2 separate regions of the Homo sapiens genome follow, and region 2 is linked to region 1. Evidence: chromatin loops called from intact Hi-C (ENCODE). Cell type or tissue: mucosa of descending colon. All regions are shown on one strand.

The links. Peaks named below come from ENCODE experiments on the same cell type or tissue, not always from the same donor. Only the 100,000 strongest peaks of a DNase experiment are listed, where the experiment ranks them.
Region 2: it touches region 1 in a loop (15-fold over the local background); 1 of 110 quality-filtered maps calls a loop at or near these places.

What each region holds. Positions count from the first base shown.
Region 1 is chr19:42,422,470-42,424,969 of GRCh38, forward strand. The region is part of intron 1 of LIPE (lipase E, hormone sensitive type); the gene reads right to left. All of the region lies in intron 1 of LIPE-AS1 (LIPE antisense RNA 1), which reads left to right. Among named protein-coding and RNA genes, the nearest start is that of LIPE, 3.7 kb to the right of the region's middle. RefSeq lists enhancers at 771-850, 1,041-1,110. In mucosa of descending colon, no CTCF peak of the experiment used is centred here; DNase peaks (open chromatin) are centred at 442, 1,232, 1,542 and 2,091; H3K4me3 peaks cover 896 bases.
Region 2 is chr19:42,359,542-42,362,041 of GRCh38, forward strand. MEGF8 (multiple EGF like domains 8) reads left to right here. Exons shown (of 42, transcript NM_001271938.2): 32 at 1,234-1,465. Among named protein-coding and RNA genes, the nearest start is that of MIR8077, 9.7 kb to the left of the region's middle. In mucosa of descending colon, no CTCF peak of the experiment used is centred here; no DNase peak of the experiment used is centred here.

The DNA of each region.
Region 1 (2,500 bases):
GCCTGTCTGAGCCTGCGTGTGTCTGAAGCCAACTCCAGGTCTATTCTGGGCTAATGATGTGTTCTACGGCAGGGGAAGCAATGAGTTTGGGGTCCCTGGGGCTGAGGGGTGGTGTTAGTTTCCTTCCTGCATGGGAACCTCCCACGGGTCCCCATGCTGATTGATAAATGCTTGTAACTGAGGACCTGCCCCTGCCTGAGGCTTGCAGCATTTCTGTTGGTCTGTCAGCCTTTGTTCCGCCTTTTGAGACCTGAAAATAATGTGACACCCTAGAGAAATGAGGCCTTCCCTTTTGCTGAGGCAGGTGTGGAGGTCTGAAGCCAAGCCAGGGCCCGTTGTCCTGGAAAGGGTAGGGGTCAGGGCTAGGCCCCAGTGGAGCCGGCTGAAGCGGGTTGACTGACAATGAATGGATGGATGGATGGACTGACTTGCCGGGTGGGAGGCCGGGACTGCGATGAACTTTACTGGCCCCGCTGCACTCTCCACTATGGGCACCCCTTCCTCCTACCTCTCCTTGACTCACCGCTAGACTTCCTCTTTGAGTAACACCTGCTAACCTCCTTCCCCCTTATCCTCTCAAGAGCGCTGGAGCCCTGAACATCGGCGCTTGAAGCATTCCCCAGGTGGGAAACACTGAGGGCATCCGTTGCCCTTGGTCACACAGCGAATACGGAATCCGAGCGGGAACCCTGGTCCACGAAGCTCGCATTCCGGACTCTGCTCCCAAGCCGATCCGGGCGTCAGCTAGTCCCTGTGCCAGGGTGGGCCTCTCGGCTGTCACATCACCCCCTTCTCACAATGGATCATCCCGTTGTCCCCGCAAGCGGCAATGGGCCAGTCCGCGGACCCCCCCAACTCCCTGTGGCAGTGGGCCAGTCCACGCTGTCCCCACTGCCCCGTAGGATGTACGAGGTTCCTTCCGGGCTGCTGCCGGTCTCCGCGCGCTCACCTTTGGCCTTGTCTTTTCGCCACCGCCGGCGACCGTGGCTCCTTGAGCCCTCTTTGGCATTCTTCGAGGCCGGGGCCATAGCGGCCTCGGCGGGCTCCGTTCCCCCGGCCAACTCCATCAATTCCCCGCGGTCCTCCCGCGGGGGCCAATTCCAGCCGCGAGGCCCTGCCCGGAGGGCCAATCCTCGCTACACACTACTGTCGGGCCCCCCTATTACCCAATCCCGAGCTTGCTCTTCTCTGGGTCCAGCTCCCTAACCAATTCTGGTCTCCCTCCGCTGCCGTGCTCCGCCCCCAACCGCCAGAATTTAAGATCTGGCTCCGCCCCCTACCGCGCATTAAAGGGCTCGCGGCCAACAAAAAGGCAACCCCGGGGGTGGCGAAAAGCGTCCTTCGGGCAGGACTAGTGCGGAGCCCCGCGGGGAGCACCCCAGCAGGGAAGTCCCGATCTTCCCACGTGCTGGGAAGCCTCCCATGTGCTGGCTCAGTCTCGCCATCCCACTCACCTTCCCAGGGAGGGATGCCCTAGCACGCGGCCCGGCCCGCCTTTTGAAGGGGGAAAGTGGGGCGCCTCTGAGCCTCTGCCTGGGGTGGGGGCGGGCCAGGTCCTCTGCCAACTCAAAGACGAGGCGGGGCGCCAGCGCTGGAGGCGTGGCTGTGCCTGAGAGCCGTTGGAGGAGGGAGCCCCGCTTTCCCTCTCCTGTCTCCTAGTTCTCCTATTGCGCTTTTCCTGGGGGATCTTTCTCCCTCTGTCTCCGCCCCCTAATCCATGCTCCCGATAATGAGGGTGGGGGATGGTGGTAGGAGAACGCTCGGCGCCTGCGCACTAGCTTCAGGCCGCGGGCCGGCCCAAGAGCGGAGGTAGAGGGAACGACGCATGCTTGAGAAATGGCGGGAAACAGAGGAGGCTCGAGGCTTGCTCACACGCACACAGCCAACTGCTTCTGGACCGCCTTGCTCACACGCACACAGCCAACTGCTTCTGGACCGCCTGAAAGGCAACCTCGCCCGCCGCGGTGGTGTGGGGCGGGCATCCCTTGAGACTGTGCTCTGGAGGCCTGGAGAAACAGCTTTCTATCCTCAGCACTGGGGAGAGCAGGCCTCAATCCCTGCCTTTGCCTGCCGCCCCTCTTCCTTCCCTCTCAAAGCATACCCAGCAGCCCCGGCGCTGAGAAACGCGTTACTCTCTTATCAGCTGTGGGAGAGACAAGACAGACTGGCCTCTGGGCGGAGGGGCCGCCATTGCCTGCCCTCTGGACCAGGGCCTCACAGATACCCTCAGCTTCAGGATTAGGGCTGCGTTGGTTTTTCCCCCCACATCAGGGGACTTCAACAAGTAACCTCCAGTTCCATAGATAAAACTTGTATTCCCCCCTTCTCCATGGCAGGGGTTTTGAGCCTAGAGAAGGAAGATCGGAGCTTCCTGGGGCTCCTGTGAAGCAGGCAGGGGGCAGCACTGGGCCCCGGGAAGAGGCGGAGAAGGCGAGGGAGTGCCTGCGGTGAGCCCAGAGCCTTGGGCCCGTTATCCTCTGATGCTGCTCCCCCAACTTTC
Region 2 (2,500 bases), 63 kb before region 1:
GTGTTTCCTACCAGTCTTTGCTGTTCATAGGTAGAAGCATGCCTGTCACTTGCCTTTTTATTTCAATGTTGTGAGTGACTGTTGTGAGTGTGTTTCTGGGACTGTCTCCTTTTCTTTTTGCTTCTCTCTCTGACCCTTTGTCTCTTTTTCTATTTTTATTAGCAACAGGGTCTCACTGTGTTGCCTAGGCTGGAGTGCAGTGATGCTATCTTGGCTCACTGTAGCCTCTGCCTCCAAGGCTCAAGCAAGCAATCCTCCCTCCTCAGCCTCCCAAGAAGCTGGGACTACAGGCATGCCACCACGCCTGGATAATTTTTTTTTTTTTTTTTTTTTTGTAGAGACAGGGTTTTGCTATGTTGCCCACGCTGGTCTTGAACTCCTGGGCCCAAGCAGTCCACCTGCCTCAGCCTCCCAAAGTGCTGGGATTTAATTCCCTTTTTCTCTTAATCTGTCTTTTCAGATTCAGTAGACAGAGACTACTTCATGTCTGTGTCTCTCAGTTATTTTTTGAGGATTTAAAAAAATTGAGGTGAAAGTCACATAACATAAAATTAACCATCTTAAAAATACATTGGCTGCAGCCTGGGTGACAGAGCAAGACTCTTTCTCAAAAAAAAAAAAAAAAAGCATTGGCATTTAGTGCCTTCAGAGAGTTGTCCAGCCGCCACATCTATCTGGTTCGAAAACATTTGTCTCTCTTCTTATTTCCCTCTTTGTGTTCCTTTGTTGTCTGCTTGTGTCTCTCTCCCTCTCTTTTTTTTTGCTTGCTGTCTATCCTCATGTGTTTCCTCTCTGCTTCTGCTGTTTTTTTTTTTTTTTTTGGAGACATGGTCTTGTTCTGTTGCCCAGGCTGGAGTGCAGTGGTGCAATCTCAGCTCACTGCAACCTCAACCTCCTGGGCTCAAGTGATCCTCCTAATTTAGCTTCCCAAGTAGCTGGGGCCACAGGTGCGCACCACCATGCCCAGCTAATTTTTTATTGTTTGTAGAGACGGGGTCTTTCTACGTTGCCCAGGCTGGTCTTAAACTCCTGGGCTCAAGCAGTCTTCCTGCCTCAGCCTCCCAAAGTGTTGGGATCACAGGTGTGAGCCACCGCCCTTGGCCTTGTTTCTGCTGTCCTTTGACCCTGTGTTTCTCCTCTTTCCCTGCATCCTTCTCTGACTGGCATCATGGTGTGGGTCTCTTCCTGGAGTCTCCTGCTCTCTATCTGTCTGAATACACCATCTTTCCTCAGGCTCGGCCTCTGTGGGGCCCCCAATGGAGGAGTCTGTGGCCCATGCTGTGGCAGCAGTCGGGAGCCGCCTGTATATCTCTGGGGGTTTCGGGGGAGTGGCCCTGGGCCGCCTGCTGGCACTGACCCTGCCCCCTGACCCCTGCCGCCTGCTGTCCTCACCTGAAGCTTGTAACCAGTCTGGGGCCTGCACCTGGTGCCATGGGGCCTGCTTGTCCGGGGATCAGGCCCACAGGTAACCATGGCGACCATGACAGGCAGTGGGGAGTGGAGCCCTCTAATGGGGGTCCTGTGCTAGGCCACACCAGGATGGAGGCCTCAGGAGTATACCGTCTGGTTCAGGAAAGGGGTGAATCACCGCAGGCAGGGTGGCCGGGGGAGCTCTGAGTGGGGATCCCTGCCTGGGACTGGGGTCTCATGCAAGAATGCTTGCTGGAGGAGCTGGGTCTGAACTGGGCCTTAAAAGAACGGTAGAGTTGAGACCATCAGTGATTCAGAAGTGAGGCTGAGACCGGAAGCTGGAGGGGGTCAGCTCAGAAAGGGCTTCCCATGCCTGGCAGAGGCACTGGCTCTGTCCAGCTCCACAGATCCTTCAGCTGCGGTTCCAGGAATGCAGACATCCTGGACACTGAAAGTGTTTTCTTAGGCTTAGCACAGACTCACTTCGCTGCCCAGTCACCCTCACTGATATGAGGCTATTAGTTGGCCTTATTTGCCCGAAGGGTGTGTTGTCAGTTACTACAGGAATGTTAATGGTTTGATTTCGGAGTGCTCCTTACCCCAGACCCCACTGGAGGTATTGTGTAACAGTGGGTACACCCACTGCTTTTCTAAAATCCAGAACAGTCTGAAACGTGTGTACCTCTTGGGATTTGGGGTAAGGGATTGTGGACCCCCCCTGTGCAGGACAGGGAGCCATGGAAGGCCTGAGCAGGACAGGGCAGGGACGGGCCTGGGCAGTGAGATCCCTGGCGCTGTTGTGAGGGGTAGAGTGACGAGAGCCTGCAGGTGGGGACCAGGTTGGGCAAGGGGCTGCAGGGGTGGGGAGGAGGGGACGGTCAGGGAGAAATCCAGGAGGCAGAAGGCTTCGGTGGCTGCATGGGCAGGAGGACCTGGGGTGTGGTCCAGCGTCTCCAGCCTGGGTGACAGGTGGATGTGGGACCATCTATTACCAAATGGTGGTGGGGACAGCCAGGCTCAGGAGGCCTGTGCTATGTCCAGCTTGGGATGCAGGGTTGGGGGCCTGCAGGACAGTGTCTGGGAGGCAGAA